3 separate regions of the Homo sapiens genome follow, and regions 1 and 3 are each linked to region 2. Evidence: chromatin contacts called from ENCODE Hi-C or POLR2A ChIA-PET data. All regions are on one chromosome and are shown on one strand. The core of a region is the stretch at or near the end of the contact, and the rest is flanking DNA. Distances in the headings are between cores, read along the strand shown.

Region 1 (3,547 bases), core at 849-3,348, 4.3 Mb before region 2:
CATAAAGTCATGTGTTGCTTAACAATGGGGATGCATTCTGAGAAATGCATTCTTAGGTGATTTCGTTGTACAGACAGCACAGAGAGCACTTACGGAAACCTAGATGGTACAGCCCACTACACACCCAGGCTACATGGTATAGCCTATTGCTCCTGGGCTACAAATCTCTACAGCACATTACTGTATTGAATAATGAAGGCAACTGTAACACAATGTTAAGTATTTGTGTATCTAAACACAGCTAAACATAGAAAAAGTACACTACAAATACAGTATAAAAGGCTAAAAATGATCCACCTCTATAGGACACCTGCACTGAATGGAGTTTACAGGGCTGGAAGTTGCCCTGGGTGAGTCAGTGAGTGAGGGGTGAGTGAGTGTGAAGACGCAGGACATTACACTGTGTAAACTTTAAAAGCAGTGTATGCTAGCCAGGCACAGTGGCTCACGCCTGTAATCTCAGGACTTTGGGAGGCTGAGGTGGGCAGATCACAAGGTCAGGAGTTCGAGACCTTCCTGGACAACATGGTGAAACCCCGTCTCTTCTAAAAACACAAAAAATTAGCCAGGCATGGTGGCACATGCCTGTAATCCCAGCTACTCAGGAGGCTGAGGCAGAAGAATCGCTTGAACCTGGAAGGTGGAGGTTGCAGTGAACTAAGATCGTGCCACTACACTCCAGACTCTGTCTCAAAAAAAGAAAAAAAAAAGAAAAAAAAAACTAAGACACAATCACATACATTATCCTAGGCCTACACAGAGTCAGCACCATCAATATCACTCTCCACCACCTCTACATCTTGTTCCCCTGGAAGGTCTCCAGGGGCAATAACATGAATGGAGCTGACATCTCCCAAGATAATGATTTCTTCTTCTGGAATATTTCCTGAAGGACCTGCCTGAGGGCTTTTACAGTTAACTTTTTGTTAATAAGTAGTTGCTCTGGGTGAGTCAGCAAGTTGTTATTCTAAAATAACAATAAAAAGTACAGCATAGTAAATACATAAACCGTTAACACAGTTTTTTATCATGATCAAGTTTCATGTATTGTACATAATTGTATGTGTTACACTTTTATAGGACAGGCTGCACGGTAGGTTTGTTTACACCAGCATCCACATAAGCTCATGAGTGATGTACCGTGCTAAGACATTAGGACAGCTACGTCACTAGGTGATAAGATAATAGAGCTGAAAAATTCCCGTGGGACCGCCACCACCATATATGCGGGCAGCTGTTACCCGAAGGCATCACTGTACATGTATTTGAGATTGCAAAATTCAACTATGTTCAGCATTAAAATCTCAGATTTAGAATTTCAACTGCATGCTGCTTGTGGTCTGTAAGATATGGCACTACCTCCAACTTTAATTCTATTGTTCTTTTATACCTTTTAGTTTCATTTTTAGTTTCTATTTCCTGTTGGTTTTATTATTGGTTTATAAACGGAAGGCAGGAAGCAAAATCTTTTTTTTTTTTTTTTTTTTTTGAGACAGACTCTCATTCTGTCGCCCAGGCTGGAGTGCAGTGGCATGATCTTGGCTCACTGCAACCTCCATCTCCGGGGTTCAACTGATGCTCGTGCCTCAGCCTCCCGAGTAGCTGGGATTACAGGCACCCACCACCATGCCCGGCTAATTTTTGTACTTTTAGTAGAGACGGGTTTTCACCGTGTTGCCCAGGCTGGTCACAAACTCCTGGCCTCAAGTGATCCGCCCGCCTCAGCCTCCCAAAGTGCTGGGATTACAGGCATGAGTCACCACGCCTGGCCAGGAAGCAAAGTCTTAAGGGCAAAAGACGCTGTACTGAAACAGAGCTAGGCTTCGTCTCCCTTCCTCCTTTCAGGGCTGTTGCTAGTATACAGCTAATGTGCCAGGACTTAAATAGTAGCTGGGATTACAGGCACCCACCACCATGCCCGGCTAATTTTTGTATTTTTAGTAAAGACGGGGTTTCACCGTGTTGCCCAGGCTGGTCACGAACTCCCGACCTCAAGTGATCCGCCCGCCTCAGCCTCTCAAAGTGCTGGGATTACAGGCATGAGTCACCACGCCTGGCCAGGAAGCAGTCTTAAGGGCAAAAGACGCTGTACTGAAACAGAGCTAGGCTTCGTCTCCCTTCCTCCTTTCAGGTCTGTGGCTAGTATATAGTTAATGTGCCAGGACTTAAATGCTGAGTCACCTAAAAAGCTGAGCCTCAATCCTCAATAACCAGGAAGACTCATATAGGCTGCAATTCCCTTCCAGAGGAGACTGCCCGTGTTGCCTTTTGCTTTCATCTAATGTCTCTTTACTTTACAAAGAATAATATGATCTAAAATCTGTCTCTGTTGTAAGCAGTCACTGAATATTGGGCAAAGCATAAATGGCAAAGGGAGCAACATTCACACGAAGGTAAAAGAAATGGGGAAACCCAATCAGAAAATTCTCTTGGATCAATGTTCTGTATCTAACTCAACAAAAAGCCAGTAAATACAGAATATCATGCAAGATGCCACAGACCTGAGTAATACCAAAGTACTTTGGGAAAAGAATAAAACCCTTACCACGTATTGCAAATATTATATGGTTTGCCTGTACATTTTCTTAATGTATTTATTTTTCCTTTGTAGTAAGTGCATTTTGTGTTCTACTCACAAAATATCTGCCCACCCCATGGTTGCAAAGATATTCTCCCATGTTTTCATGTGTAAGATTTACGATTCTAGCTTTTATGTTTAGGTTTATGAACAATTACCAACTAATTTGTGTGTATGGCATGAGATGGGGTGAAGGTTAATTTCTTTCCTCATGTGAATATCCAGTTGATCTAGAATTATTCATTAAAAATAATTTCCTGGCTGGGCAGTGGCTCACACCTACAATCCCAATACTTTGGGAGGCTGAGGTGTGAGTACTGCTTGAGCCCAGGAGTTCGAGACCAACCTGGGCAACACAGTGAGACCCTGTCTCTACAAACAAAAAACAACAAAACATTAGCTGGACATGGAAGTACACACCTGCATTCCCAGCTACTTGGGAGGCTGAGGTGGGAGGATCACTTGAGCTCAGGAGGCTGGGGCTGCAGTGAGCCATGATCATACCACTGCATTCCATCTTGGGCGACAGAGGAAGACCCTCTCTTAAAAAAAAAAAAAAGAAATTAAATGACTTTCCTTCCTTCCACCAGAAAATTGACTTACTCGCTCTGGGCAAAAATCAACTGACAGTACGTATGCAGGTCTATTTCTGGACTCAGTTTCACTGATATATTTGTCTATTGTGATGTCAAGACCAATGTTTTGATTAGTGTAGCTTTATAGTAAGTCTTAAAATTAAGTGGTATAAAAAATTAGCAGTTTAAGTTCTCCAACTTTGCTCTTTTTTTTTTTTTTTTGCTATTCTAGATATTTTGCATTTCCATATAAATTTTAGAATCAACTTGTTAGTTTCTTCAAAAAAAAAAACAAATAGGATTTTAACTGGGATTGCATTGACTCCATAGATCAATTTGGGGAGAACAGACATCTTAATATCAGGTCTTCTAATATATGAACAAAGTAACCTCT
Region 2 (3,660 bases), core at 820-3,319:
TTATCTGTATGCTAATATTTGATATCCTAAGGACAGGTGGCAGAGTGTGGGCAACTGAAACCCAGCCAGCAGAAGAGAGAGAGATTTGGGGGAAGGCCAATGCCAGTGTCATGACACTGCTCTTCACAAACAACTGAGGACTTCTAGAAATCTCTGCTGTGCAGTGTCCACCAAAGAAATTCTGAAAATTAAATGCTGTATTGAATACACAGGTAAAAGCAAACAATAAGATGATAAAATTTTTGGACATAGTGGTAGATCTGGGGTTAGAACCTAGGGTTTATTGACTGTGAATTCGGTGTCCCTTTCAAAATATCAGATTACATCTTTTAGGGCTTTGTAGGAACTCAAATCTGCTAAGAGGTTTGTACCTGAAGAGTAGTATGAGAAGCACTTGTTTTTTAAACACATTCTTCAAAAGTGGCATCTTCAATGATTTTTAAAAAGACAGTAACATGATAAGTTGCCAAGACTATGGATAAAAGGCCGCAACGAAAGCAGCATGAAACAACACCAGCCAACATCCTTGGTTTTAAGTGAAATAGAAACATAGCCTGGAAAATTGAGGCTGAAATGGAATTTACTGGAAGCCTTTTGAGTAACTGTTCTATGTGGGAAATGCGCGAGGGGAAAAAACAAGACAAAATACGGCCAGGCGCGGTGGCTCACGCCTGTAATCTCAGCACTTTGGGAGGCCGAGGCGGGTGGATCACGAGGTCAGGAGATTGAGACCATCCTGACTGACACGGTAAAACCCCGTCTCTACTAAAAATAAAAAATATTAGCCGGGCGTGGTGGCGGGCGCCTGTAGTCCCAGCTACTCGGGAGGGAGGCAGGAGAATGGGGTGAACCTGGGAGGCGGAGCTTGCAGTGAGCCCAGATCGCACCACTGCACTCCAGCCTGGGCGACAGAGCGAGACTCCATCTCAAAAAAAAAAAAAAAAAATAGACAAACATACAATACCTTTGGGGGTAAACAACCTTTATCCCACGTAAATGGCAATGCAGATATAATAAGCAAATGATATAGTAAGCAAATTGCAATGGGAAGGGGAGAAGGGAAAAAAAAAAAATATATATATATATATATATATTTACACGCACCAGACTATGTTGGATTCATCACCAGACCGGGAAGCAACAGCCTGGGCTCCAGAGTCAGCCACTTGTCCGTGCACAGAGGAGGAGGGGTCTCAAGAAGCTTCCGTGTGGCCTGGGACCCTGGCTCATTTTTTTTTTTTTTTTGAGACAGAGCCTCGCTTTGTTGCCAGGCTGGAGTGCAATGGCACGATCTCGGCTTACTGCAACCGCCGCTTCCCGAGTTCGAGTGATTCCCCTGCCTCAGCCTCCCGAGTAGTTGGGACTACAGGTGCGCGCCACCACGCCTGGCTAATTTTTTGCATTTTAGTAGAGATGTTGGTCAGGATGGTCTCCATCTCCTGACCTCGTGATCTGCCTGCCTTGGCCTCCCAAAGTGCTGGGATTACAGGCGTGAGCCACCGTGCCCGGCCGACCCTGGCTCTTTTTGTAATGCGTTGATTGGCATGAGGCCCAGTCACGAGGGCCCTTCTCGACTGGGCTCAAGGAACACATAAAGGTCAACTTGTTTCTGTGATTGTCTGTTTTTCAATAACTCAAGTACAGGTACAGAGTTATCTGTAACAGTGCTGGATGAATGAATGCCTCAAGGGGCTCATGCAACCTGTTACGGGACTTGACCATTGTGTCCACGTTCAATTGAGTTCAAATTTAATATTTAACTTTTCCTCCACAGTAGCTGGCAGAATTATAGGGAAGGCTGGAGGAACAGGTACCAAGGTTGGGTGGAAGAAGCTATATGGCTGGAGCCAGCTTCAAGGGCTTGAGGAGCCACCGACACCACTTCCAGAATGGCTGCTATGCTGCCTCTACTGGATTCAGGTTGCAGTCGGGAGGCGGGGCAGGAGGCGGGGCTTGGGCGGGTATCACTCCACCCCTTTCACGATTGCAGACCGGCCTTAGGACCTGGCGCAGCACGGAATGAGGCTTCGAGGCCGGCTAGGGGAGGCCGTCGCTCATATCCGACGTCACCAGTTCGCGCCGGCGATAGACGAGGACGCCAACAGCAGCGGAGAAACGTTTCTCTTTCCTCTCAGTTTGCGCACACCATGGCGGCCCCTGCCCAGCAGACTACTCAGCCTGGCGGCGGGAAGCGCAAAGGCAAGGCTCAGTATGTGCTGGCCAAGCGCGCTCGGCGCTGCGACGCTGGCGGGCCCCGTCAGCTAGAGCCCGGGCTACAGGGCATCCTCATCACCTGCAATATGAACGAGCGCAAGTGCGTGGAGGAGGCCTACAGCCTCCTCAACGAATACGGCGACGACATGTATGGGCCAGAAAAGGTACCGGTCCCGGGGTGGGCGGGCGGGCCGGCTGCCAGGCCTTGCGGGAGGAGGGAAGGGTGGAGGGATGGCTGCTGGTATGGGCATGCGCGCCTCGGGTCGTCGGCGTGACGGCTGTAGGGGCGTGGCCTCGCCGGCGTTTCCGTCCCTAGTCCTGAGACGCTCGCAGACTTCGGTGCTATCGGTTTTGTGCTTGAAGTGCTTGCACCTTTTCTTGCCATCAGTAACCACGGTAGCTCCCATTACTTTTATTTTTATTTTTGTGAGACAGGGTCTCGCTCTGTTGCCGAGGCTGGAGTGCAGTGGCGTGATGATAGCTCAGGGAAGCCTCGACTTCTCCTGTCTCAGCCTCCAGAGTAGCTGGGACTATGAGTGCGCGCCACCACTCTCGGCTAAGTTTTGTAAATTGTAGATAAGGGGTCTCACTGTTTGGCCCAGGGTAGTCCTAAACCCTACACTCAAGCGATCCTCCCGTCTCTGCCTCTCAAGGTGCTGAGATTACAGGCGCGAGCCACTGAGCCCGGCCTACCTCCCACTTAAGGATTGCTCATTGAGGGCCAGGCGGTGTGCTGAAGCTCTTTCAGAAACACATTTTTCATGACAGCCTCGTGAAGTTGGAGTAATAATGTGTTTACCTGAAGCAATAATATTTCTGAAATAATAGGTTTACTACTAATGCTAGTTACTGCACTTAAAATACATTTTAGAACGTAAAAACTTTTACCAATATCACCTAAAGTCTTAGTGTTTGGAAATCATATTACTGGCTTAGAATCTGGACCAATACACACACGCACACTGAGGGATTAAATGAAGAAGGGTAATACAGAGGGAATTTAAATTCACGGCTCATCCTCTACTAGCTTGGGGACTCGGACATGGGCACATTATTTGATGCTGCTGAGCTAGATAAAAAAGAGAATACTTTAAGACTGGCTAGTGAGTTGCTTATGTACATAAAATACATACTGGTATGTAATAAAGTTTCTGTAAATGTATACAATTATTATTGTGCCTGACTGGCAATTTCGTTGGGCACTAGGGGGCAGAGAGCTGGGCAACAAGCACATATCCTGTCTACTCCTGTACTTTAAGCAAATTCTTTTTTTGGAAGCGGTCTTGCTCTGTCACCCAAGGTGGAGGTTGGAGTACAGTGGCATGCTCTTGCTCACTGCAACTTCCACCTCCGGGGCTGAAGCAGTCCTCCTGCCTCAGTCCCCGAGTAGCAGGGACTGCAGGCATGTGCCACCATGCCCGACTAATTTTTTGTATTTTTTGTAGA
Region 3 (3,265 bases), core at 311-2,810, 4.5 Mb before region 2:
ATCTTTTATCTTAACCTGAACACTTCCTTTCTATCAATCCCAGGTCTTCAGACAAACTCAACCAATTGTCAACTAGAAAATATTTAAATTTACCTATAGCCTGGAAGCCCCCACCCCCACCCCTTTGCGTTGTCCCGCCTTCCTGGACCAAACCAATGTATTTAATGTATTTGACTGATGTCTCATGCCAACCTAAAACATAAAACCAAGCTGCACCCCGACCACCTTGGGCACATGTTCTCAGGGCCTCGAGAGGGCTGTATCACAGGCTGTGGTTACTCGTATTTGGCTCACAATAAATCTCTTCAAATATTTTGCACGGTTTTACTTTTCGTCAACACTCCCTATTACCTGTAACTTCTCAGTTTCCAAGAGCTGAGAGCTTGATTTGCGAGCTACCCTCCCACTTCTCCAATTCCATGGCCACTGAATGAAGGCTGCACTGCCTGATACTCACACTTGGTCTCATGCGCTGGCTCTGCAACAACGGACAGACAAGAGTTCCTTTGGGGGAAACCAGCTTCCCAGGTGACACTGTTGCCTCTGCTACATGCGCAAAGCGCAGCCTGGCACATAGTAGGTGCTCAAGAGAGGGAAAGCCGGGTCTATGAATTCAGGGACAGGGGCAGCACCAGAAGAGAGCAAGCTGGGGCCTGGCTGGCTGAACCCTGGCCCCGAGACCCCTGTGACCCCCCTTCTCATCAGGATGCACCACATGAACCTCCCCAACGCGAGGGCCAACAAGTGGCCCCAGATGAGACCGCGCCGGGAAGGGCCTGGGGCCACGCACAGATACTTCCGCCAGAAAAACACCACGCCGCGCCGTGCACCTCCGCCAGAGGAAGAAGGTCCCGCAGGGTCGGGGTAACCGCTCCATCCCCGACCGCAACCCTGGACCAGGTACAAGGAACAGATCCCTCCACCGGAACGCCGTGTCCCTCCGCCAGACACAGGAGTCCCCGCTCCCGTGCTCTCCTTCCCCGGCAGCCAGGCCCCGGTGCCGACTCCTCCGCCTCAGGGAGGCCCCGCCGCCGCCTAGATTCTCCGCCTGAAGCGGGACTCGCGACGGCAGGTTCCCTAGAATCCCTCTGTGTCCCTCCGCCCCGGGGAGGACCCTCCGCGCCCCTCTACAATCTTAAAGTCCCTCAGCGACGAGTCACCGCGCCGCGCGCTCTCGCGAGAGTCCACCGCACGGCCCCCCCCCCCTCCCCCAGCCCCTCGCCCGCCAGGACGCCTCGCGCGGGCCCCGCGGCGCTCGGTGGCAGGCGGCGCATGCGTGACTGCGGTTCCCAGCGCCCCCCGCGCTCTCCGCGGGCCGAGTGGACGAGGCCGAACGCGAGCAGCCTGCCGCTGCCCCCTGCGAGCCCTGGCTTCGCCCCGCAGCTCTTCTCCCTTCCGGGCGGAACAGTTTTTGCGGCCTTTCCTCGGCGGCAGCGGTTTCCTCAGGACGGTCGGGGCCGTCGTGGGCCCGAAAGAGCCCGGCGCCGCTCTCGGAATCCGGCGGCCCCAGCGGCACCCGCGGCGGCCTGGACGTGCTGCGGTGACCCGAGCCCGGAACCTGGCGCCGGGCGGGGCCTGCACATCCGGCCCCACCCACTCGGGGACTCGCCTCTCCGCGCCCGACCCGGGAGTAGCGGACACACCCCCTCCCGGCCCGGCTGTCCGCCTCCGCCCAGCCTTTCCTCAGCCTGCTTCATTTTTCTCCCAGTCGTCCAGCCTCCCGGTTTCCGACTTTGCACTAAGAGGGATGCACTCTGGAAAACCACATTGCGCGGTCACATCTTGTTTGGAGAAGAGGCCAGGCTTTTGCATCTTAGAGTATACGTTCACCTTTTCAAGGGCCTGGCATAGATTTGATTAATCAGCCTGGAATACCCTGTTCCTGCCGACCTGGCCGTTTTTACCTCCGTACCTTATCACACTCCCAGGAACATTAAGCAGGGAGCGCTTGGAGTCTTCTTTGGGTCCCCACCTTGAGCTAGACGTGAAGTTGACCCCTGGGCTGCAGCATGGCTGTCGCCCTCGACTCTCAGATCGACGCGCCCCTGGAGGTTGAGGGATGCCTAATAATGAAGGTGGAAAAGGACCCTGAGTGGGCATCAGAGCCCATTCTGGAAGGATCGGATAGCTCTGAGACCTTCCGCAAATGCTTCAGGCAATTCTGTTATGAGGATGTGACTGGACCCCATGAAGCTTTCAGTAAACTCTGGGAACTTTGCTGCCGGTGGCTGAAGCCAGAAATGCGTTCCAAGGAGCAAATACTTGAGCTGCTGGTGATTGAGCAGTTTCTCACCATTTTACCCGAGAAGATTCAGGCTTGGGCACAGAAGCAGTGTCCGCAAAGTGGAGAGGAAGCGGTGGCCCTGGTAGTGCATTTGGAGAAAGAGACTGGAAGACTAAGACAGCAGGTGAGAGAGGATTTTCCAAATTTTTGTACTTAGAAAAAAGGGAATGGGAAAGGCATGTGGGCAGGGATGTATTGCAGAAAGACGTGCTCTTCAGAGAAAGATAAATGGTACTAATAAAAGACCCTATAAGGGGGTCTTTTCACTTTAAGTGAATCCACTTAAAAGGGGATCAGAATTTCACATGAAATAGAAAAATAAAAGCTTTGATTGAAATATTATCTTACAATGGAAACCAGACATTATTCACCTAAGCATTTATCGTCATCTTTGGCATAATGTTTGCAACAAAACAATATAAGAGAACAATATGGTTTTGCGTCACAGAGGTTCACTTACGCATTTTGATCAAAAAAGGCTATTCTGTTCCCCCTTTAAAAAAAAAAAAAAAAGACTTCATCCGTTATCCCAGAGCCGTCTCCAAGCGTTTTACTGTTGCACTCAGTGTCTTCTGAAGTGCTCTCATGCCTTCATTTCTGTCACTCTCCTCCAGTCTAACTGCCACATCTTCATTTCTCAGTGGCTTGCATGCTCTTCTAGTTGTTCTTCAACCTCACTTTCATGAACCTCGTGAAATCCTGCAGCATTTGCAAGATTTGCGGTTTCACCTTGCATCAGACTTGCATTGTGTAGAGATCTATCAGCAGGTTGCTGTATTGGTCAGGGATAGACAGATAGATGTGGATATTAATTTTGTAAGTTTTCATTTCACTACTGTATATATTCATGTCCTGGTAACTTCTTTGCGAACGTAACAGATATAGAGTCAAATAATATCTATTCTAGCAACAAGGAGGCTCTTTCACTCCTGACAGATTTCCTTCTCTGTTTAGTATTAAATATTATTCTGGCCAGGCGCG

The links. A loop is a pair of places that touch in the nucleus more often than their neighbours do. ChIA-PET counts read pairs that join two places held with the same protein, here RNA polymerase II (POLR2A). Pooled maps may share reads with other maps.
Region 1: a pooled map shows a loop between it and region 2 (5-fold over the local background). The contact joins the enhancer-like site here to the promoter of THUMPD1 in region 2. A Hi-C loop is called at or near these places in 1 of 168 maps with a recorded cell type or tissue (naive thymus-derived CD4-positive, alpha-beta T cell) and 7 of 50 pooled maps. POLR2A ChIA-PET finds 5 or more read pairs at or near these places in 1 of 52 experiments (activated naive CD4-positive, alpha-beta T cell).
Region 3: a loop to region 2 is called in a pooled map, with 17 times the contacts of the local background. The contact joins the promoter of ZKSCAN2-DT here to the promoter of THUMPD1 in region 2. A Hi-C loop is called at or near these places in 11 of 50 pooled maps.

What each region holds. Positions count from the first base shown.
Region 1 is chr16:25,047,327-25,050,873 of GRCh38, reverse strand. No RefSeq gene overlaps it. Among named protein-coding and RNA genes, the nearest start is that of LINC02175, 18 kb to the left of the region's middle. RefSeq lists a silencer at 1,052-1,346. Within about 2 kb of position 2,098, at least 41 of the 41 ENCODE cell types and tissues checked have a DNase peak (open chromatin) inside an H3K27ac peak, as active enhancers do.
Region 2 is chr16:20,740,227-20,743,886 of GRCh38, reverse strand. THUMPD1 (THUMP domain 1 NAT10 acetyltransferase adaptor) reads left to right here and starts at 2,069. Exons shown (of 4, transcript NM_017736.5): 1 at 2,069-2,378. The coding sequence starts at 2,148. It also overlaps a transcript of ACSM3 not described here. RefSeq lists enhancers at 1,994-2,263, 2,274-2,323, 2,624-2,763, 2,794-2,883.
Region 3 is chr16:25,255,872-25,259,136 of GRCh38, reverse strand. It overlaps ZKSCAN2-DT (ZKSCAN2 divergent transcript), which reads right to left and starts at 1,560. Exons shown (of 1, transcript NR_170220.1): 1 at 1-1,560. ZKSCAN2 (zinc finger with KRAB and SCAN domains 2) reads left to right here and starts at 1,292. Exons shown (of 7, transcript NM_001012981.5): 1 at 1,292-2,408. The coding sequence starts at 2,010. RefSeq lists enhancers at 431-510, 631-950, 1,366-1,926 and silencers at 1,161-1,360, 1,441-1,680.